3 separate regions of the Homo sapiens genome follow, and regions 1 and 3 are each linked to region 2. Evidence: chromatin loops called from intact Hi-C (ENCODE). Cell type or tissue: endothelial cell of umbilical vein. All regions are shown on one strand.

Region 1 (8,000 bases), 180 kb before region 2:
AACAAATGTATCGTCTTTCATGTTAGTGCAAATATCAGTAGTTGATTACTTTTTATTGCTGAGTAGTATTTTATTGTATGAGTGTACCATATTTTATTCATTTACTGACCAGATGATGGGTGTTGGATAAGTTCCAGTTTTGGTACTAAAAAATTTGCATACGAGTCTTGGTCTGAATGTGTTTTTATTACCTAGTGGTGCATCTCAGTGCTTTATTTTATTTCATTTTATTGTTTGAGATGGAGTCTCACTCTGTCGCTTGGGCTGGAGTCAGTGGAGCAATCTCGGCTCACTGCAACCTCTGCCTCCCAGGTTCAAGCGATTCTCCTGACTCAGCCTCCCGAGTAGCTGGGACTACAGGTGTGCACCACTACACCCAGCTAATTTTTGTATTTTTAGTAGAGATGGGGTTTCACCATGTTGTTTGGCCAGGATGGTCTCAATCTCTTGACCTCGTGATCCACCTGCCTCGGCCTCCCAAAGTGCTGGGATTACAGGCGTGAGCCACAGTGCCCGGCCTTTTTTTTGTTTGTTTGTTTGTTTGTTTTGAGACGGAGTCTCACTCTGTCACTCAGGCTGGAGTGGAGTGGTGCAATCTCGGCTCATTCAACCTCTGCTTCCTGGGTTCAAGCGATTCTTCTACCTCAGCCACCTGGGTAGCTGGGACTACAGGTGCCCGCCACCACCCCTGGCTAATTTTTTTTTTGTATGTTTTTATTAGAGACCGGTTTTCACCATATTGGCCAGGCTGGTCTCAAACTCCTGATCTTGTGATCCTCCCGCCTCAGCCTCCCAAAGTGTTGGAATTACAGGCGTGAGCCACCGCGCCTGACCCTCTCAGTGCTTTTAAGATCAAGTTTGAGGCCGGGTGCTGTGGCTAATACCTGTAATACCAACACTTTGAGAGACTGAAGTGGCAGGATCACTTGAGCCCAGGAATTTTAGACCAGCCTGGGCAACATAGTCATACCCCATCTCTACAAAAAATAAAGAAATGAGTCAGGCATAGTAGCGTGTGCCTGTGGTCCCAGCTACAGGGGAGGCTGAGGTGGGAGGTTCACTTAAACCCAGGAATTTGAGGCTTCAGTAAGCTGTGACCACGCCACTGTACTCCAGCCTAGGTGACAGAGCAAGACCCTGTCCCAAAAAAAGAGATCAAGTTTGAGCTTCTTACCACCTCAACTTCACCTCTCACCCCTAGCTGCTTCTTACCTATGCTCCAGCAACACAGACTGCTGATAAGTCCAGGTACATACCGTGTTATTTCCCACAAGTCTTTGCATCTGCTGTGCTCTCTTCAGAAGTATCCTCCTCAGTGTCCTCAGCCATAAAGAAGGCAGGTATCTTCTCTGCCAGGCTAGTTTAGGGCTCCTTTCCTTTGCTGTCATAACCCTTTGAGGTTCTATCATGCTAGATTACAGTGTCAGGTTGAATTTTTTTTTTTTAACTAGGCGAGTTTCTTAAGAAAAGGAATATTGTGTTATTTATTTCTGTATTCTCAGTGTCCAGGACCTATGTAATAATTGGTGTTCAATAAATGTTTGCTTAAAAAGGGAATAAATAAATGAATGAGTGATTCAGTCATTTGAAAAGTCTTTAGTGAGTGCCTACCATGTGTTTAGTATAATGCTAGCCACCACCGTGGCCACAAAAGAAATAAAAGACCTATAATACGTCCTTAAGGGCCGGGTGCAGTGGCTCACACCTGTAATCCCAGCACTTTGGGAGGCCAAGGCAGGCGGATCATGAGGTCAGGAGTTTAAGACTAGCCTGGCCAATATGGCAAAACCCTGTCTCTACTAAAAACACAAAAATTAGCCAGGCGTTGGTGGCACGTGCCTATAGTCCCAGCTACTCGGGCGGCTGAGGTAGAAAAATTGCTTGAACCCGGGAGATGGAGGTTGCAGTGAGCCAAGATCGCGCCACTGCACTCCAGCCTAGGCAACAGAGTGAGAGTCCATCTCAAAAAAAAAAAAAAAAAAAAGTCCTTAAGGAATTTTAGTTGGGAAAACAAGACCTGCTCAGGAAAACGGATTATAGAACAATGCAATAAAGAATCAAGTTGCTGAAGAGCACTGCACACACAGATCTCTGTTCAGATTCTGGCTGTATGATCATGTGCAAGCCCCCTAAGCTCTCTAGGCTTCAGTTTCCTCATCTGGAAAATGGAGATAATTACCAGATGTGTTGAGTTCGAGGTACTATTGGCATACAGTACTAATCATTAAACAATGCCACTCCTCTGGACAATATTTTATAGAAGTTCACAAAGCTGATTCACGTCAAAGCTGATTCACATTCTTTATCTCATGTGATCAACCCTGTGAAACAGGGATTATAGCATAGCATTTATGGCAGATTGTAAAAATGACCACAGATTATCCCCTTCCCTCTACCCACACCTTTTGAAAGTGCTTTTGCACTCTGAGTCTGGTTTGGCTTTGCGATGACTTGAAACATGCTTGAGCACGGAGGCTTGTCTGCTCTCTCTTTTTTTTTTTTGAGATGGAGTCTCGCTTTGTCACCTAGGCTGGAGTGCAGTGGCGTGATCTCAGCTCACTGCAACCTCTGCCTCCCGGGTTCATGCGATTCTTCTGTCTCAGTCTCCTGAGTAGCTGGGATTACAGGCATGCACCACCACACCCAGCTAATTTTTGTATTTTTAGTAGAGACGGGGTTTCATCATATTGGCCAGGCTGGTCTTGAACTCCTGATCTCATGATCCTCCCACCTCAGCCTCCCAAAGTGCTGGGATTACAGGTGTGAGCCACTGCATCTGGCCTGTCTTCTCTTGTTAAACTTGGAATCTTTAGCCCGCCAAGTCAATGAGCCTAAGCTAGCCTGCTGGAAGATGAGAGGCTATATGGAGGAGCATCAGGGTGCTCCAGCCAACTGCCAGTCACCAAATATGTGATTGAGCCAACTTACCAGCTATCCACAGACCCATGCATGTGGGAATCCAGCATAGATCAGCTAAATTGGCCAAGATCAAAACTGTGACCTGTATAAATATACTGTACCTTAGAACTGTGAACTAAACAAAATGATTGTTGTTTTAAGCCACTGTGTTTCAGGGTGGGTCATTTTATAGCAAAAGCTCACTGAGACAGAGATCCAGAGCAGTAAAGCTTTGGAGCTAAGCAGTCTGAGTTGGAAAGACAGCTTCTCCCACTTTCTAGCTATATGGCCTTGGGCAAGCCACTCAATTTCTCAGAGCTTCAGTGTCCTCATTTGAATAATGGGGGTAATGGTAGTGCCCATTTCCTGGGGTTGCAAGAATTCAATAAGATGATAGATGTCTGACATTAGCTTGTATGAAGCTTGGCTCAGCCTAAAGGGAGCTGTTGTTGCCATTGCTCCATTGTTCAGATGAGTAAACTGAAGATGAGAAAACTAAACTCCCAGGTGTTTGGTCACTTTCCCCAAGGTCAGTCAGCCAGAAAATGACTGAACTTGGGACTCACAGTCAAGACTTCTTAATTCCTACCAAGTGTAGGATTCCTAATAAGACTAGTGGGGTGACTGGCAGGGGGTGGGGAGGGACATTTATTGTCTACCTGGTGACAAATTTCCTTGTGTCCTGATTTCAGTAGGAAGCCAAAATAGGCTGGAGGTAATGAATAATCAAACTGAAGTTCTACGAAGATTAGTTGGTAGCACAAAGTACAACTCACTGGCAGGCACTGGCAGTTCCAGCCCTTCATTCTCTGAATCCAATGTCTTATCAAGTCGGATTTTCTTGTACTGTTTCTCAAATCCACTCATTTCTCTCTCTTTTTTTTTTTTTTTTACCTCAGCCCTTGCCCCTGTTCCTGGAGCTGTGCAATGGCTTCCAGCTTTCTTGGCGACTCCCACCGCAATCCTCTTTCCTCTCCTCTCGTCCTTCTCCAGCCACACTTTTAGCTCTGTGGCAACACATGCCTGATGCCTACCAGAGGTCAGATTCAGCTTGTGGGCTTTACCTTGGAGCCGGCTTCATGGTTTCCAGGTATTGGGATATAAGGCCTCCATGTGCCTGACACCCCAACCATCAAATTAGGATATTGGAGATGTCCCCAGCAAAGACTTTCAGAGCTGACCCTTTATAAGGGTGGCACCTAAATCCTACTGAAGGCCTGTAGGTACATACCATCAGTGAGCAGCAGATGGCAGAGTCACCTCTCCTTTTGCTATCTCCCATTAGGAGTTATTGCCGCTCCTTCCTCCATGAAGAATAACAATAAAGATAGGACCTCAATACACAATTAGAAAACGCTCTGTATGAAAAAGTTTAATTGAATTAATTGCCCAAATTTAAAGAATAAGGGATGTCCTAGTAAAATCATATTTCAGGCTTTTAAAAAATCCAAATATCTTGTGCTCTACCATGGTGAGCCTTGGTCCTTATCATTCCCTGTGTTCTCCCAACACTGAGGCCAAGTTATTTTTGCCATTGATCAAGGTGGTTGTACTATTATTTTTCTTAAAACTTTTTTTTTTTTTTGAGACAGGGTCTCACTCTGCCACCCAGGCTGGCGTGCAGTGACACAATCACAGCTTACTGCAACCTCCATCTCTTGGGTTCACGCTATCTTCCCACCTCAGCCTCCTGAGTAGCTGGGACTACAGGCACGTGCCACCATACCAGCTAAGGTTCATATTTTTTGTAGAGGCAGGGGTCTCCCTATGTTGCCCAGGCTGGTCTTCAACTCCTGGGCTCAAGTGATCCACCTGCCTCGGCCTCCCAAAGTGCTGAGATTATCGGCGTGAACAACTGCACCTGGCCTAAACATTTTTTTTAATGTGTGAAATATTTATTGATCATGTCTTTAACAAAAGTAAGAAAATTCTGGGCATGGTGGCTCATGCCTGTAATCCCAGCACTTTGGGAGGCTGATGGGGGTGGATCACTTGAGGCCAGGAGTTTGAGACCAGCCTGGGCAACATAGCAAGACCCTGTCTGTACAAAAAATTACAAAAATTAGCTGGAAGTGGTGGCACATGCCTATAGGTCCAGCTACACAGGAGAAGGAGGTAGAAGGGTTGCTTGAGCCCAGGAGGTTGAGGCTGCAGTGAGCCAAGATAGCACCACTACACTCTGGCCTGGGCAATAGAGTGAGACCCCATCTCAAAAAAAAAAGGAGGTGATAAATTATAAGTGAATAAAATGTAATTGAATAAATGAAACGGAGGTTGTAGGCATTTGAGCTTGTCCCCTCTAATCCAACCGCTCTCCCTGCCTAGCCTCCAATCTCCAACTCCTGCTTTTTTGTATGAGATAGCTGAGACCCAGAGACACAGAATAAATTGTCCAAGGTCACAAAGGTAGGAAGTGGCAAAGCCAGGAGCAGAAATCATGTCTTTGGACTCTGTCTCCCCTGCTTCTTCCATATATCCTATGACCACAGAGCTTAACAAACAGTTGTTGAATTGATGACAGGAGGCCTAGTGTAGGGGGAAGAACATTAAGTTGGCATAAGGAGTTCTAGATTCTAGTCTTAACTGTACCACTGACTGGCTGTGTGACCTTAAGCAAGTCACTTTCCTTCTCTGGATCTCATTCTCTACATCAATGTATAAGGAAGATTAAATTCAGCACTGAAGGTTAACTGGGAAGTGTGTCACATTAGCCAATTATAGCCCTTTTGTTCTGGGACTAAGAACTGGGCCCCAGAGAAAATAGTTAAGTCCTCATGTCTTTTAACAAAAGTAAGAAAATTCTGGGCGTGGTGGCTCATGCCTGTAATCCCAGCACTTTGGGAGGCTGATGGGGGTGGATCACTTGAGGCCAGGAGTTTGAGACCAGCCTGGGCAACACAGCAAGACCATGTCTGTACAAAAAATTACAAAAATTAGCTGCAAGTGAATCCAGCTAACAGAAATCAATATTGTCTTATTTGAATAAGAAAAAAATTTAAGATAATTTTCTGTAACTCATGGAGTCACCAGAAAGCCTGAAGAATTAGAGTCAACAAATGGGCAGAAAATGAAAACATATGCCCACACAGAAGCTTGTGTATGAATGTTTATAGCAGCATTGTTCGTAATAGCCAAGACATGGAAATAACCCAAATGTCTGTCAACAAATGAATGGATAAACAAAACATGGTATACAATAGAATATGATTCAGCCATAAAAAGGAATGAAGTACTGATACATGCCACAACATAGATGGACCTTGAAAACATCATGCTAAATAAAATAAGACAGTTGCAAATGGCTACATGCTATATGATTCCATTCATGTGAAAGTCCAGAATAGGGAAATTTGTACATCAGTAGTTGCTCAGGGCTGGGGAGGGGTGGGGGTGTGGGTGGGGGTAGGAAATGATAGTTAAAGCATATGGATTTTTTTTGAGGTAATAAAAATTGGCTATGGTGATAGTCTCCCATATTTGTAAATACACTAAAAGTCATGGAATTTGACACTTTAAAAGGGCAAATTGTAATACATGTAATAGCAAAAACTGCAATTATTTTTGCACCAACCTAATATTTCAATAAAGCTGTTTAAAAAATGGCAGAGACTAAAGGAGCCAAGACAGGTATTACCTTAGCCCAAATCCTGCTATGGAGCCAATTCAGTAAAGACACCACTGCCACCTCTATCCCTACCCTGAACCCTGGACCCAGAGGCCACCCATTGCTCTGCTGGCATTGCTGCCCTATACCTAGATGTTACTGTCACTGCCTCCACCTCTGCCAAAATGAACTCTCCACTGTCCCTGCTTCTTTGTGGCACAAGTTTCTTAATCAAAGTTCCAAGAGGACATACCAAATTGATTGAACCTATATAATATGCACATGCCCTAGCTGTTAAGGGCGTGCTGGAAAGCAAATATCTGTACTTTTTCACTTCCATAATAGGAGACAAAATCTGCCTCTCTCCAAGGCTCAGATGGTCGAGAGTTCTCTGAATATAAGGAAGGGGTAGGATTCAGATGTTGGGCAACTAAAACAAGAAAACCAGCCAACCAAGCAACAGACAAAAAATTTAAAAACCTGGCATCTATACTTATATACATTACCCAGTTAAAATGCAAAGGCTAGGAGCACTGGTTCATGCCTGTAATCCCATGGGGGGAGGCCAAGATGGGTGGATCATTTGAGCTCAGCAGTTTCAGACTAGCCTGGGCAACATGGAGAAACCCCACCTCTACAAAAAATACAAAAGTTATAAGAAATTGTACATAAGATTGATTTATCATCGATGCCTATTGAAGTAAAAAGAGGAAAGGCTGGAAGTGGCAGACAGAATCCCTAGCTTGTTTGCTGTCATTCATTATAAGTAGCACATTGCAACAGCAATCATGCTTATGACCAATACAGTCACTAGGTTGTAGATTTTTAAAACAAAGTAAATGAAAGCAGTATTGTCCTGGTTTTAAATAAACAAACTAACAAAAAAAATTGAAATTCAGAGGTGGATGGCCTGGAGGTACAGAGAGAGTGGAGAAAAGATGAGATAACACGTTGTTGTTGACATTTTGGGCTGAGGAGCTATAGACCTCTTTTTCATGTTTGGTGAATTCCTCATCTTTCAAAAAAATTTACAATTTTTTTTATTTTTAGAGATGGAGTTTTACTCTGTCTCCCAGACTGGGGTGCAGTGGCATGATTACAGCTCACTACAGCCTTGACCTCCTAGGCTCAAGTGATTCTCTTGCCTCAGCCTCCCGAGTAGCTGACTACAGGTGCAAGCCCACCAGAGTTTCTCATCACAGGATGAGATGGTTGTAGTATAATTTAATACTCTGGTCTTGTAAACCAGAAATGGAGAATCCCTCCCCAGGACAACTCAGGGAAGAAGTATTCCCACTTCACCGTCAACACCCAAAGCTGAAATTCTAATTAAACTACTCCCTGAATTCTTCTCAGACATACTTTAACTACTATGTCAGTATTAATCAACTAGCGCTAATACATTAGCACTAATACTAATACATTTTAATCAACTAGCTTGGTTATTAATCAACTAGCACTAATACATGGTTTTTAATCAACTAGCTTGGTTATTAAT
Region 2 (8,000 bases):
GGAGGCCGAGGCGGGCGGATCACAAGGTCAGGAGATCGAGACCATCCTGGCTAACATGGTGAAGCCCCGTCTCTACTAAAATACAAAAAATTAGCCGGGCGAGGTGGCGGGCACCTGTAGTCCCAGCTACTCGGGAGGCTGAGGCAGGAGAATGGCGTGAATCCGGGAGGCGGAGCTTGCAGGGGAGCCGACATCGCGCCACTGCACTCCAGCCTGGGCGACAGAGCCAGACTCCGTCTCAAAAAAAAAAAAACTATTTTATTGGCTTTTATAAAGCTGGAGTAGGATGTAATATTATGCAGAATAAATTGCCATGGATTTTTTTTTTTTAAGAGCTGAACAGTTGCTTTGGTCTCCTTGGCAACACAGTATTCTCCTTCTGTCCAAGAAATTTAGTACATATAAATGAATATTTGAATTTTTCTTTTTAGAATTCAAATTCATTTTTTTCTTTATACTTCCAAATTTCCTACATTTTCTCCTGTTTTCATCATTTTATTTGCAATTTATTTTTTTTGAAGAAATACATGCTTATGATTTTAAAAAATAGTACAGAAGGGATTATAATGGAAAACAATGATCCTAACTGCCTCTTCTTTTCCTCAGTTTGCTCCTTATAAGTCATTTTAAGTTTCTTTTTAGTTATTTTTGTGGTTACCATGAAAAGACTAAGTAATATACTAGAAGCACTATTTCTTGATGTATTTTAAAGCTTTAGATATTATCTGTCAAATATATCCCTGTGCTATAAAAAATGGGAATTCACTCACTATTCTCTATGTCTCCTAAATTTTGATAGTTATGCTATTAGCATTAGTTATTTCAAAAGTTTAAACAATATAATTAATGCTAGCAAAGTTTGCAGGACAATAAGTGCAACTAACAAACAGGGCTTCCAACTGGCCATTCTATTTAAGAGGAGACTGGCAGAAAACATATTGTATACATGAAAACAGAGAAAACCCATACCAGCTTATATAAGGTACCTAGCGTAGTCAAATACACAGAAACAGAAAACAGAATGTTGGGTACCAGCGGCTAAAAATCTATTGATGTTAATAACTAACTAACGATCAAACTATAAAAAGGAAATAAGCTGCATGAAAAATAAGTAAAGCAATGGATACAGGAAAAAAACTGAGTTAAGTCAGGGAACACAAGAACTTAATGTTTTTTGATTAAATAAGACAATTATTCCATCAAATAAGGAAATATGCTATGAAAAAGGAACAGGAAACAATAATGAGCTCTTGGAAATTAAGAAAAAAACGTTACACCCCACCCCTGCCAAATGCAATAGAAAATATAGACGTTAAAGTTGAGGAAACATAGCAAAAGGAAATAGGAAATATGAGGAAGTTGATGTGGAGTAACTTCCCCAGAAATCCAATGTAAAGAAATCCTAGATGAAAATAGTGTACTGATCCACACTGGGGTTCCAGAAATATATCTTGAAAAAGAATTCAGCATCTATGCCATAAATAGTAAAAAGCTGGAAGATGTTAGTAATATGGTGAAGATGGCGTGTTGTTTCTGGTCAACAACATTAAAAAAAAAAAGAACAGAAAAGAAAAAGCAGTTACCCAAGGAAGGGAGGGAGGGAGGAGGAAAACAGGAAGAAAGTAGGAAGGGAGGGAGGGAAGGAAAGAATGAAGGACCCAAATAAGCAAGGAAAGACAAAGCTGAGTAAGTTAAGTTATGGTCTAAAAATGAAGCCAACTAAAATGGGGCATCATTTTGAACAATTAATTGATGGATCTTAAGGAAAGAAAAACAGATCTCCAGAACTTTTTCATCTTGCTAAACTGAATTTCTGTACCCATTAAATAACTCCCCATTTCTTCGTCCCCTAAGCCTCTAGCACCCACCATTCTGCTTTCTGTTTCTATGAATTTGACTAATCTAGGTACCTCATATAAGTGGCATCATACAATATTTGTCTTTCTATGACTAGCTTATTTCACTTAGCATAATGTCTTCATAGTTCATCCATGTTGAAGACAAGATTTCATTTTGATTATAGAACAAAATGTACATGTTATCAAGTTATTTTGGGTTTGGGCTTATTGCACTTTGTTTCATGCTACTTTTTGTACGTGGAAATTGCATCTACTCTTCAGTACCCACTGATCCCTTCCTCCAGTTCTTTTTACATTGTAGGTTTAGTCCTTTCGTTCCTTTACTATCACTGTAATAAGTTCTCAGGGAGGGGAGACAAGTGTTTAAGTCTTTCATCTTGACCCAAAAATCTTTATACTTTTATTTCTTCAAATTAAAAATGTACTTGAAACTGAAAACAGCTAAGATGTCCTTCAATAGGTGAATGAATAAGCAAACTGTTGCATATCAAATATTATTCAGTGATTAAAACAAATTAGCTGTCAAGCCACAAAAAGAGATGAGCTATCAAGCTGTGAAAAGATGAAGAAACCTTAAATGTAGATTGCTTACTGAAAGAAGATGGTGTGGAAAAACTACACAGTGTAGTAATTTTTCCATAGATATATTTGAAAAGGAGTGATTCATATTTGAAAGCTCTTCCTGTCTCACCTGACAGTTTTCAAAATAGGTAGACTAGCACTTCTGTTTGTTATTTGGGGGACTTCTTTGCCCTGTTTTTTTTTTTTTCTTTCATAAAAGCTGTTTGTTTACTTCCTTCAAGTTTTCTTTTTTTTTTTTTGAGACGGAGTCTCGCTCTGTCGCCCAGGCTGGAGTGCAGTGGCGCAATCTCGGCTCACTGCAAGCTCTGCCTCCCGGGTTCACGCCATTCTCCTGCCTCAGCCTCCCGAGTAGCTGGGACTACAGGCGCCCGTCACCACGCCTGGCTAATTTTTTTTTTTTTTTTTTTTTTGTATTTTTAGTAGGGACGGGGTTTCACCATGTTAGCCAGGATGGTCTCGATATCCTGACCTCGTGATCCGCCCGCCTCGGCCTCACAAAGTGCTGGGATTACAGGCGTGAGCCACCGCACCCGGCCAGTTCCTTCAAGTTTTCTACAAGGCCGTTAGAAACCTATTCGGATATGTCTTTGATCTAAAATTATTTTCCCGGTCGGGCGCAGTGGCTCACGTCTGTAATCCTAGCACTTTGGGAGGCCAAGGCAGGCGGATCACCTGAGGTCAGGAGTTCGAGACCAGCCTGGCCAACATGGTGAAACCCCCATCTCTGTTAAAAATACAAAAAATTAGCTGGGCGTGATGGCACTTGCCTGTAATCCCAGCTACCCAGGAGACAGGCAGGAGAATCACTGGAACCCGGGAGGCGGAGGCTGCAGTGAGCCAAGATCGCGCCACTGCACTCCAGCCTGGGTGACAGAGCGAGACTCCATCTCAAAAAAAATAAATTTTTAAAAAAGTATTTTTCCTGTCTCTTCCTCTCCTCTTATTTAAAAAAATCAAAGAATATGGATAATCTAATAAAAAGGAATTTATCATCATTTGATTCTTCCAGGTTTTACTTGTGAGATACATTGAATTAACAAAAGAATATACATCTTATTATATTTCATTAGCTCAGGGTTTTTGTTTTGTTTTGTTTTGTAGAGAAACAGGGTCTCACCCTGTCACCTAGGCTAGAGTGCAGTGTGATCATAGCTCACTGCAGCCTCCTGGGCTCAAGTGATCCTCCCACCTCAGTTTCCGGAGTGGCTGGGACTACAGGCACAAGCCATCACACCTGGTTACATTAGCTTAGATTTCAATGATAATCCCTGGATAATCTAAATCAGAATTCTTTCATCCTTCCTTTTGGAGAGACAGCACAATTGGCTTGTCTCATGGAGAAACCTGTTTTTACCTAATTTATGTCTGTTTGGCTTTTTAGAAATATTTTCCCTCAAAATAAAAGGTTGATTAGTAATTTAGTGCAGATTTTACTGAAGGAGTATTGTTTTCATTAGTCAACTGTGGTCTGCATTACTACTAATTAGTACTGAGGCTGCTGCCCTCTAGTATCGGGAGTTAATGGAGAAAATGTTCTATGCTGGTGAAGAATAGACAGGAAGGCAGTGAGATAGTGTCACCAATCCTCATGAGATCTTTTACACCAAGTCATTTAATGAGGAGTGTATCTTACCAAACAAAACAATGGAAATGGTCATATTTAATGCCTTAAAGAGTATGAAGACTATAATATGGTAAATGAAAAATACCATATCTCTCTGATTCAAAGACATTTTAATGTCTACCTTGTTAGAAAACCTCTTTAACGTAAGTAATGGTTTTATGTTGTGTTTCTGCTTCAGAATTTTTTCACGTCATTTTCTCTCTGAAATATTTCATTATTTATATAGGTAAAAATGAGGGAAAAGCCTAAGTGTCCATGAATAAATAAATGGTGACATAAACTGGAACACTCTGGAGTGAAAAGAATAGCATGGCTCTATATGTATTAAAAGGACCTCCAAGATATATAGATATAAAGAGAGATATAGATACATAGGTGTATAGGTTTATATTTTTTTTAATTTTATTTTATCATATTAAGAACACTTAGCATGAGATTTACCCTCTTAACAGATTTTCCAGTATTCAATATAGTATGGTTAACTGTAGGTACAGTGCTGCACAGCATATCTCTATAATGAATTCATCTGGCTTAACTGCAACTTTATGCCTCTTGCTTAGCAACTCTCCATTCCTCCTTCCCTTCCAGCATCTGGCAACCATCATTCCACTCTTTAATTCTATGAATTTGACTATTTTAGATACCTCATATAAGTGAAATCATGCAGTATTTGGCCCTCTGTGCAAGATATACATGAAATAAGCAAGTTATAGAACAACATGTACAATTTGATGCCATATATGTAAAAAAAGAGTTAAAGCAAAACTGCATTTTACAAGTATGTAGATGTGTAGTAAAGGTCTGGAAGAATGTATTACAAGCTGTAAGCGGCACCTCTAAAGGTGGGGTCTGGGAATGAAAGTAATGGTCAATGATGTCTGCAGCTTTATCTGTATTATTAGTATTTTTAAAATAAGAGAAATGTGTTACTGTAATTCATAATAAAGTAAAATTTAAAATATAAATAAAAATTAAGTGGTTAACTGTCTGACATTGGCTTTTAAGGGCAATAGGAGTTCAAAGTCAGGAAGATTTTTTGTAAGAGGTAGAATTTGAGCTGGGACTTGAAGGGTAAGTAGGATACAAATAGATAATGGATATGGGGCAAAAATTTAAAATGGGCACAGTAGAATCATAAAATGGAAAATGACACTGATCAGGGAAATGAAACTGAGCAGGAGGCATGCAGAAACCATGAACAGATTTCTTAAGTATAGCGTATGTATTGTGCTACTATGGTGAGTAAGTATAGGTGAAGGAAAACTAGTGTTTATGAGTGATCATGTACCAGACATGGTACTTACTAGATGCTTTCATGTAGAAAGTCTCTTAATTCTCCCAAGGATTGTTTGAGGTAGTTATTTCCATTTTTTTAAGCCTATGCACAAACCCAGGCTCAGAGAAGTGTAGAGAGAGGGGACTATTTGAATCCAAGAAGGTTTCAAACTCCTTTGCCCTTTGGGATCTGACCCCAACCTTTCTAATTTTTACATTTGATGTAATGAGAATTGAACTCTATTGCTGATTCTTGGCTGATTAATCTGGCTGCAGCATGTAATTAGGATGAGATGGAATGGAGTTGTGGAGGGGATCCTGGAAACTCTCATAGAAATGTAGATATAAAAGTTTTACATAAGGATGTTTGCTTTGTGAGAAAATCAGGAAAAGAAGCCATAAGACTCACTAGCAAATTGATCTCTGTCTTCTTTTTAAAAAGACAGAAAATGATAGTTCCCATTTCGTTAAATCATATATTTTGCTAACTTTGAATCACATCTTTTAAAAGAAAGAAATTATAATTTAAATTCACATGCCCACCTCTCTGATTCCATTTTCCTCCCTTCTTCCTTTCCTCAAAGTAACCAAGGCATATCTAGGAATACTAGGGTTTTGTTTGATTTTCTTTTTCAGTTAAAATATCATTTTGTTTTTCACTTAAATGAAGATAACTGTGGGAGGCTGGGTGTGGTGGCTCATGCCTGTAATCCCAGCATTTTGGGAGGCCAGGGCAGGAGGATTGCTTGAGCCCCAGAGTTTGAGACCAGCCTGGGCAAAATAGGGAGACCTCATCTCTACAAAAAGTAAATAAAATTAGGTGGGCATGGTGGCATGTGCCTATAGTCTCAGCTACTTGGGAGGCTTAGGTGGGAAGATTGCTTGAGCCTGGGAGGTTGAGGCTGCAGTGAGCTGTGATGGCACCACTGCACTCCAGCCTGGGTGACAGAGTGGGACCCTACCTCAAAAAAAAAAAAAGTTTTTTTTTTTGACAGATATTGCCAAATTGCCTTACAGAGAGTGTGCACCAATGTATTATTCTACCAATAATATATAAAAGTGCCTGCTTTCTCAAATTCTTGACTCTACCATGCAGTATCAAATATTTTTCTTTGCCATTGTGAAAAATAAAAACTATATTTTATTTTAGCTTTAATTTCCATTTTTCTTATAAGTGAGGTTGTATATTTTCATATACTTAAAAGATAGCTGTATTTCCTTTTCTATGAACTATTCATATCTTTTGCTAGCTTTTCTATTGAGTTATTAATCTTTTCTCCTGTTTTAATGCCAAAGAAATAAGTCTTTGATGTATCATGTATTACAAATGTTTTTTTCTCAGTTTGTCTTTTGAATTTATATATGTAATTTTTATCACGTAGAACATAATTATAATTTTATTGACAGCATAGTATTTCACTTGGTAAATATATCATATTTAACCATTTCCTTTTTGCTGGATGTCTTAAAGTATTCTGATTTTTAAAAACTATTTTGAATAATGCTGACAGCATCATTTTGCATATAATTTTTTCCCTTAGATTATTTCTATAACATGTAAAGATGACATATACATGATACAGAGATATTTAACTTCTGGGAAATGCTGTCAGACCATAATTGTAGCCTAATTTCAGAAGAATATGGAATTTGGGCTTTATTGAAAAAGAAAAAGCATATTATTGTTTCCTTTCTTGGTGGTTTTTATGCTGATGGGCAGGGTTCTCCTGTTGGTAGTATTTTCGCCATTTCAAAATATGCATTAAACATCAAGCCATGAATCTTTTGTCTGAGTATACGTTAAATTAAGCATAAAACTATGGAATCTCAGTTGACAGAAATATAGATATTATCTTATTTAAGCTCCTACTCAGAATAAAAACATGTTCTGTAGTATCCCAAATAGGCAACTTCCGTATGAGAACATTTCTGGTATAATGGAGTCTTGTCTTACTTAGGAGTTAGATTCCAAAGTCAATAAATAATGATAATGGTATAAAATTTTAAAATCACCCTTGTAAACCCTTAAATTGTCCAAGAACTACAAGATACATGATTTCAAATATCTATCCTTACACAGTAATATATGAGAATATGTAACATATGTAGTAATGTGCCATATATAATAGAGCACATACACAAAATACAATTTTAATATTTAGGAGGCAGGGCTAAATACATATAGTGGAGTACATGTAAGTTAAGTGTAGTAAAGCCATACTATATAGTGCAGTGTTGTAGGATAGAAAGATTTCTGCTTCTAGAAATGACAGATGAGGTAATTTGGACAATCTTCCTCCAACAACTGGAAAAAACAGACAAAATATAGATTTAAAAATCTGTTTGAAGGTGTTATTTAATGTTAGTCAAGAGTTTCCAGTTTAAGATTTGGAAGAAGAAGGAAATTCCAGGCCATGATCTAGAAGAAGACAGAAATTCAGAGAGCTGAGTTTAGTATTTAGGGGGCCACTTTTGCCCAGGGCACATTTATTGATCAGGATAGGCAGCTAAGAAGATTGTCAGTCTTTTTGTTAGCCTTGCTAGTATAGCGGGACAAAAGTTGGAATCTAGGCCCTATTGCGGGTGGAGACCCTGAAAACACTCTTACTTTAGGTTAGAAGTCCAAAGGGCTGCCCTGTGAATACTGGTGAACTCAAAGT
Region 3 (8,000 bases), 130 kb after region 2:
TGGAACAGAATTTTGATACACACTACAACATGGATGGACTTGAAAGCATTATGCTAAATGAAATAAGCCAGACACAAAATAAATATTGTAGGATTCCACCTATGAGCTACCTAAAATAGGCAAATTCAGAGACCAAAAGCAGAATAGAGCTTGGGGACGCAGGCAGGAGTTATTGCTTAATGGGTACAGAGTTCTTGCTGGGGATGATGAAAAAGTTGGGGTATAGATAGTGGTGTGGTCCACAGCCTTGTGAATGTAATTAATGCCACTGAACTGTTCATTTCCACATGGTTAAAATGAGAAATACTGTGTTAGGTAGAGTTTACTATTTTTTTAAAAAATCCTGGTTAAAAGTTTTTTGTTTGTTTTGTTTTGTTTTGTTTGAGACAGAATCTTGCTCTTGTCGCCCAGGCTGGAGTGCAGTGGCATGCATGATCTCCACTCACTGCAACCTTTGCCTCCTGGGTTCAAGCAATTCTCCTGCGTCAGCCTCCTGAGTAGCTGGGATTACAGGCACCCACCACCACACCCGGCTAATTTTTGTATTTTTAGTAGAGACGGGGTTTCGCCATGTTGGCCAAGCCTCACTATCTGCCCACCTTGGCTTCCCAAAGTGCTGGGATTACAGGCGTGAGCCACCGTGCCCAGCCAAAAGTTTTTTGAGAAGGACGTCCCAGGGAGGATGCAGCATGGGCCACTGCTCTCAGGCCCCAGGGGCACACCGGCTTCCACTAATTCTGCCTGAGCAGCCCTACCCAGCAGGAGTAGGGGTAGAATTGCTGTGCCTTGGTCTCCCCGCCCTGTGGGGATTCCCAGTCAGGATGAATGAATCCCCTTATCTTCTTAGCACCATGGCATTTACTGTTTTTCACCTTATTACTGCAGGCAGCAGCTTTTACTATACTTGGATACTTAGGTCTCATTTAACCCTCATAACACCTAGTGAATTAAGGATTATCCCCCCATTTTGGGATGCAGAACCTGAAGTTCTGAAGGAAGTGATGTGCCAGAGGTCACCCAGCTAGTAGGAGGCTGAACTGAGCTTGGAGCATTCCTCTCATTATCAGGTCCTAGTCCTCCATGCCCCTGCCCCACCCCTCCTCTCCTTCTGCTATGGTGTGGGACTAAAAAGGCACTCGTCTGGAAGTCAGGTGGCCTGAGCTCTAGTCCAGATTGTGCTAAGGTATGACCCTGGACAAATCACTTTCCTTGTCAGACCCTCGAATTCCTCATCTGTAGGAGGCACTGCTGATTTGTCTGCCCTCCCCACTCCAGAGGAGTTAGGAGGTCTCAAAGGTTGTAAACGTGCTTTATAAATGATACAGACTGTATCATGTCAGTTATTCTAAGCTTGTTTGATTAGTCATTCTATAAGTCATTATGGAATGGCATCATTCTCATTAATCAGGAAGAAACTGTCTCTGTCAACACTCCATTCACTCCTCAGTCACCTATTGCCTGCACCTGGAAGAATCCAGCCTTTCTGCTAGTCTTGGGTTACAAGGTTTTGCCTGGCTATGGGCTGGAGTTTTCTAGCAAACTGCTGGGAGAGGAAGCCAGCTCGAGGAATAAGGGAGCCTCTTGAGTTGACATAACTTTCTGAGCCCTGGCCCCAGACTGAGAATGAGTTGATTCTGGCTGCTGATGGGGTGGCCAGCTGGAGCAGCAGAGTTGGCTCCAAGATTGCAAACAAAACAGTGACTGCAGGGAGGAGTGTGACTGCGTTTTGCTTTCTCTGCTGCTAGTGTAGGCTCTCTTCTTGCTTTTCCCTTGGTAAAATCTTGACCTTTCACTTCCAACCCCCACTTCTCATGACAGGCCCCTGCATCCAACTTAAGGGTTCTTGGCCCCTCACTTTTGAAATCTAACTAGTCTCTTTCTTGTTCATTCCACCTCCAAAATAATGAGACTATCCTGTTCTCTCAGCCCAGTGGCCACTGTTCTAATTAAGTATACCTGTGTCTTTTCCTTGCCCAATTACAACTGCCTCTTTACTGACCTCTTGGCCTCATGTCTGGCACCCACCAATCCATCTACACAGGCTACCAGAGTGACTTTCCTTTATAAAAAAGACCTGACCTTGTCTTTTTATATGGGGTCATGCCTATTTAATAACTTCTGGAAACTCCTTATTCTTGCCACTTAAGGCCTTTATGCCCTGACTCCCACCTTCTCTCCTGGCTCTTCTCCTATCTCGGCCCATACTCCAGCCACAGTCTTCTTCCTAGGCTGACTTTCAAGTCTCCAGCGCTTGTCTGTGCTGTTCCTTCTGAGATATCTTGCCCTTCCTCCTCCACCTCCACTTTGTGATACTTCAAGGCTCAACTCAAATGCTACCTCTTGGCTGGGTGTGGTGGCTCACTCCTATAATCCCAGCACTTTGGGAAGCTGAGGCGGGCAGATCACTCGAGGTCAGGAGTTTGAGACTAGCCTGGCCAACATGGCAAAACCCCATCTCTACTAAAAATACAAAAATTAGCTGGGCGTGGTGGCAGGCACCTGAAACCCCAACTACTTGGGAGGCTGAGGCAGGAGAATTGCTTGAACCTGGGAGGCAGAGGTTGCAGTGAACCAAGATTGTGCTGCTGCACTCCAGCCTAGGTGACAGAGGAGACTGTCTAAAAAAAAGAAAGAAAAAATGCTACCTCTTGTGAAACCATTCCTGGCCTGTTTCCAAATAGGTTTAGTTACTGCCCACCCCCAACCTTCTTACAACGTGGTCACTATTTCTATCACTGTCTCTCTAGACAATGAGTTCATTTTAAGAGCCTCATTATTTACCTCTGTCTACAAAGTCCATTGGATGCCTGGCACATATTGGGTGCTCGGGTTTGCTTAATCAGCAAATGCTCCTAACAGTATGTTAAGAGCGTGGGGCTATGAAGTCATGCCCCATTCCCCTCATGGCTTTGTCTTCAGTCCTCCCAGTCTCAAGATTCTGTCCCCCATCAGATCTACATCTGCCTCCAAAATGTGCCTACCTTCCTTTTTTGGGAAGGAGTTTCCCTTGGACTTTCACTAGTGTCTATGTGACAGGGCCTTTGGTTTGTCCCAAACATGCTCCTTCTGGCTTTGTGGCAATCCTTCATTCAAGGATTCTGGGATCTCCTTCTTTATTCCCTTCCTGAGTTCATACATGCTGATCTGTAGGCTCTGCAAGGACACTGTTATGGCCAACACATAGTAGGTGCTCGTTAAAGCCATGTTAAGTGAACACATGAATGGTCCCTTCTCTTCTGGGGTGTAATGGAATGCTCAGTAGACTTGGAATCAGAAGACAAAGATGCTGCCACTCTGGCCGTGGCTGTGGGCAAGCCATTTCAAATGTCTGAGCTTTTGCTTCCTTGCCTTTAAATTGGGGATAGTGCCTGTACTTCACAAGGATACAAAGGATGAATGGAGATGAAAGTGCCTAAAACACAACCAACCACAAAGCTCACGAGCATTTCATTCATTCTCAGCCTCCTCCATCAAGTGTAAAGAGGGTTCATCTCCACGGTCATCCTCCTTCTGCTCTTTTAAGTATCTGGTCCAAAATGACTTCTGCCCAGGGTCCCTTGTAGCATGCAGGAACAGAATGATGTGGAAGCAAGCCAGTTTTGAATTCTGACAGTCACTTCCAAGCTGTAGAATTTGGACCTGTCTGCCTACCTGTAAAAGGAACATAACAGCACCTACCTCATAGAGTTGCTGTGAAGATTAAATGAGATGTGTGTCAAGTGAATTAGATGACATTCAAAATTTGAGTGAACCTGATGAACCTGAGTGCCCCTGAAAACCAAGTGATCATGCTGCCCTCTTGTGGACAAGAGGGCACATAGCTCAGCAAAGGCACCCGCAAAGTGTTCCGGTGAGAGAAATCAAACCACACATAAGGAACTTCTCTCCTCTACTAGGGAGCTCATGAACTACCCTGAAATATTTCATCATCAACTAGACAAGAAATTTTCAGACATTGATGCACTTGTTAAAATGCAGATCAGTTCTGATTCAATAGGTCTGACATGGGGACACAGTTCTCTAACGAGCTTCCAAGAGATACTGATGCTATTGGCCCACAGACGGCCCTGAATAAAGTTCCTAACTATAACAATGTAACAGTGTCATAACAGGAACTACTTATTAAATGTCTTACCATGTGCCAGTTAGTGAGAAAGCCAGTTAACCTAGTTTAACTTGTATAATCCTCAAGACCCTGTGGGGTAGGTACGGTTTATCTCCATTTTTCAGATGAGTGAACTACAGCAGAGAGAAAGTTTGTTGCCATACCATACAGTGTAAGGGGTGGGGCTTGGGTTCTAATTTAGACACTCTGGCCCCAGAGCCTGCTAGGAGGAAGCCTCCAACAGTGTGGAGGACCACCCAGGGGGGAGGAGGGCAGCAAAGGTACTGAAGTGATCAAAGTGAGAGATGATGAGGCCTAAGCTAGGGCACTGGCTGTGGGATGGAAAAGAGGGGGACACGGAAAAGAGGATGAACAGGATTTGGTGGTAGACCTGAGGTGGGTGTAAGAGAAGTCATTCACTGTGGGTATCTGGTTTGGACAACTGGAGAGATGGTGATACCTATCACTTATTGAGCCAGGAAACGCTGGAGGAAGAGCAAGTTTCATGGGGAGCAAGTTTCCGGGGGAAGGTGGATTCAGCTTTAGAAACAGTCAATATGAAGTGGCTTTTGGTCATCTGGGAGAGACAGGAGGAGGAACCTGGGCCTACCTGTTCAGAGCTCAGGAAATGATTTGGGTTGTAGATGAAGTTTCACATAAGTGAAGCTATGGTGACTGAGATCATGTGGACAGTGCACAGATTGTCCTGCTCTGGACCAAAGTCGACACAGCCGATAATTAGGAGAGATGGGACTGGAATCCCATCCTGGCTGCAGAGGAGGGTGGCTCTGACCATCCCACTGGGCATTCTGGATCAGGGGACAGGCAGAGCATAACACACTGAAGGGCTATAGGGAAAGGGGTTTCTGGAGTTCCATGACAACTAAGTCCAATGAGCTGTCCCCTGCCCCCATATCAGCAGAAATAAGGACAATTCCACAGAGAAAGACCAGACCAATAAAGGTTGGGAGATATTTATTTTCTTTAAACAAGGTCATAAATAACAAAAAACAAAGTAGGTCCCAGACTCCGGACCATGCAGCAGGACAGGGGTGGGAGGTTGTTGAGTGGAAAGGTGGAGGGGGCTACACATCACCTAAGACAGTCACAGAAAAGATGGGCTTCAGGACACTGCCCCTTCCTGCCCTTGGAAATGGCGTGCCTGGGCAATAGGGACAGGCCACAGTGCTGTGTCGAGGCAGCTGGAAGAAGGCAAAGACTGGGGATGCCAGGCTGTAATGTTTCTGTGTGGAGTGATGTGAAATCCACAAATGGCAAAGAGAAGCTGTAGGTTTGAAGAGGCAAGGGGGCACTGCACACCTCCAGGAACCAGTTATGAAAATGGTTAAATTTGATGATTAAAAACAATTCCATAGGCTTTGGCCTGTGGCTTTGTGCATGGGCTGTATTTAACCTGGGTTGCTCTGTGGCAGGTGAGGGCGCAGGAGGCCCCTGGAGCAGCCTGGCCTCAGCCCAGGGCAGGTGCCCAGACATGTGGGAGTGGGACAGTGGGCTCTCCCAGATGGGAGGCCATGTGCTTGGACCGGCTGGACCTGATTTTCAGGCTCGTTTCTTGTGATGCTATCCACCACCACCGCTCGCTATGGCTAAGGATGGGATCTTGGCCTCTCTGGGTCTTCCAAACCTGGAAGAGTACGACTGGGATAAAACGGTACCTGACTAGTGTTTTATTTGAAAGGGAAAAATAAAGACCACCCCATGCATTGTCCATCCCATGAGGCAGGGCTGGGCCATGCCAAGACAATCTCAAGGAATGGAGGTCCCTGAGCCTGGGAAGACATTTGAACTCAGATGTATCGCCTGATGCTAGGAAGAGGGGCTCAGTATGGCAAATCTGGAGGCTTTACCCTAGGCAACGCAGGGAGAGCAGGCAGGAGCTACCCCAGTACAGGGAAGGGAAAGGAGCAGGGGAGCCCTGGACTGGGGAAGCCGATGTTGGTCAAGGGCCCTGGAAAACAATGCTTTTGGCAGAATACATGAAAAGGTTGGTACATCTCGGGGTGCCCGTCTACCGGGAGCCAGTGTCACATGGCTGGGCGGGATGGAGAGGAGACAGTGGCATCACAGTGGCCTCTGGTGCGACGTATTTACAACAGAGCTCGATGTTGAGGAGGGGTGGACAGCAGGTCACTAACAGCCAGGAAACACACTGTGGAAGAACAGAAAGAGAAGGAAAAACAAATGTAACTATCAATAGCTTTCCCTTGCTTATCTGTATCCTCCAGGAAGCCCTCCCTAATGACCACCAAGGCCCTGGCAAATCTGACCCATTTCACAGCCCTGACCAGAGCTGGACCCAGGGTCTGCTCTCAGTGTGCTGCTCATTTGCCCAAGGCTCCAAATGGTCGAAGGGCCCCAGCCAAACACTGTTTAGTAAGAGAAATTAAGTCTTTATTGTTGGTTCCTGGGATCCATGAATGGTCAGTTGTTAGAGGGATGGCTCAGCATAGGGGTGTCGCTTCTGTGGTTCACTGTCCCAAGGTCTTGCCATCATCTCCAGTGCTTACCCTGCCCTGTCACTCTCATCTCCCAGGCCCTGGAATTCAGAGTTCTCTAACGCAGAAGCCATTTCCTTTTCTTAATATTTCTTCTGCAAACTTTCTGAGAGTGGGGAACAAGTTTCCCCAAGCCCTCACCAAAATCAGAGAAGAGACTTTTCAATGGTAGGAATGACTCCTCATGAGGGTTGTGGGCTCTCTGAGGATCAAAGGCCTTCTGCAGTACAGACTAGGAGCTGGCTGAGGTGGGTCAATACCACCTGGTTTGGTCAACATGCCTCTCTTCTTCCTCAACAAAGAGCCCAACTGTGTTTCCCTAAACAGATGAAGAGCTACCTAGGATGAGAGACCTGGCCCTGTTTCTTCCTCTAGACCAATAGAGGGGGAATTTTTGCCTCCCTTGAGGCATTTGGTAAAATCTGGAGACATTTCTGTTTGTCAAAACCGTGTGTGGGAGGGGTACTACTGTTATCAGGTGGGTAAAAGCCAGGGATACTGCTAAGCATCCTACAATGCACAGGACAGTCCCCACAATGAAGAATTATCCACCTCAAAATGTCAATAAAGCTGAGGTTGAAAACCCTGCTCTAGAGCTTCCAGGATCACCCCTGCAGAGTGGCTAATATTCTGCCAGCTTCGGAAAGGGAGGGGAAGCAAGCCTGGCAGAGGCACCCATTCCATTCCCAGCTTGCTTAGTAGCTGGCCATGGGAAGACACTGTGCAACACTGTAGAAAACCCTGCTCTAGGCCAGGCGCGGTGGCTTGTGCCTATAATCCCTATAATCCCAACACTTTAGGAGGCCGATGCGGGTGGATCACTTGAGGCCAGGAGTTCAAGACCAGCCTGGCCAACATGGAGAAACCACCATCTTTACTAAAAAAAAAAAAAAACAAAAAAAAAAACAAAATTAGCCGGGTACGGTGGCGTACGCCTGTGATCCCAGCTACTCGGGAGACTGAGGCACTGGATCACTTGAGCCCAGGTGGCAGAGGTTGCAGTGAACCAAGACTGTGCCAAGAAAAAAAAAAAAAAAAAAAAGCCCTGCTCCATGGCCTGCCCAGCTTTCCTTGGCAGCAGGGCAGGAGAAGCCAAAGAAAACTTCTCTAGGAGCCTGGAAAAGGACTGATTCCTATCCCAGCCTCCTCAAAGGGGCACCTCAAGAAGAAATGCACATCACAGTGGGGAGTGAGACTAGGCACAATTTAATCACAGCCTCAGCATCAACCCGTGGGAGCACAGCACAAAGAAACAACCAACCATGGCTTTGTAGAAACAGACATGCCAGGCTCTTCACTGAGGAGGAGGAAGAAAGGCATGGTGACCAAACCAGGCAGGGGTAAGGCAGAGATATTTACAGTCCTACAAGTGTCTGCTT

Evidence for each region. Hi-C counts contacts between places; a loop is a spot of excess contacts. Peaks named below come from ENCODE experiments on the same cell type or tissue, not always from the same donor. Only the 100,000 strongest peaks of a DNase experiment are listed, where the experiment ranks them.
Region 1: a loop joins it to region 2, with 6 times the contacts of the local background. A loop is called at or near these places in 38 of 110 quality-filtered maps.
Region 3: it touches region 2 in a loop (13-fold over the local background); 29 of 110 quality-filtered maps call a loop at or near these places.

What each region holds. Positions count from the first base shown.
Region 1 is chr11:74,566,851-74,574,850 of GRCh38, reverse strand. No RefSeq gene overlaps it. Among named protein-coding and RNA genes, the nearest start is that of POLD3, 22 kb to the left of the region's middle. In endothelial cell of umbilical vein, a CTCF peak has its summit at 4,122 (motif pointing right); a DNase peak (open chromatin) is centred at 4,150; H3K27me3 peaks cover 858 bases.
Region 2 is chr11:74,384,799-74,392,798 of GRCh38, reverse strand. All of the region lies in intron 1 of PGM2L1 (phosphoglucomutase 2 like 1), which reads left to right. Among named protein-coding and RNA genes, the nearest start is that of PGM2L1, 9.6 kb to the left of the region's middle. In endothelial cell of umbilical vein, a CTCF peak has its summit at 3,939; a DNase peak (open chromatin) is centred at 3,948; H3K27ac peaks cover 238 bases.
Region 3 is chr11:74,251,767-74,259,766 of GRCh38, reverse strand. It overlaps PPME1 (protein phosphatase methylesterase 1), which reads right to left. Exons shown (of 14, transcript NM_016147.3): 14 at 5,064-6,275. The coding sequence ends at 6,257. It overlaps LOC124902824 (small nucleolar RNA SNORA7), which reads left to right and starts at 7,215; the gene lies at 7,215-7,353. It also overlaps a transcript of P4HA3 not described here. In endothelial cell of umbilical vein, a CTCF peak has its summit at 3,815 (motif pointing left); DNase peaks (open chromatin) are centred at 1,626, 3,786 and 6,276.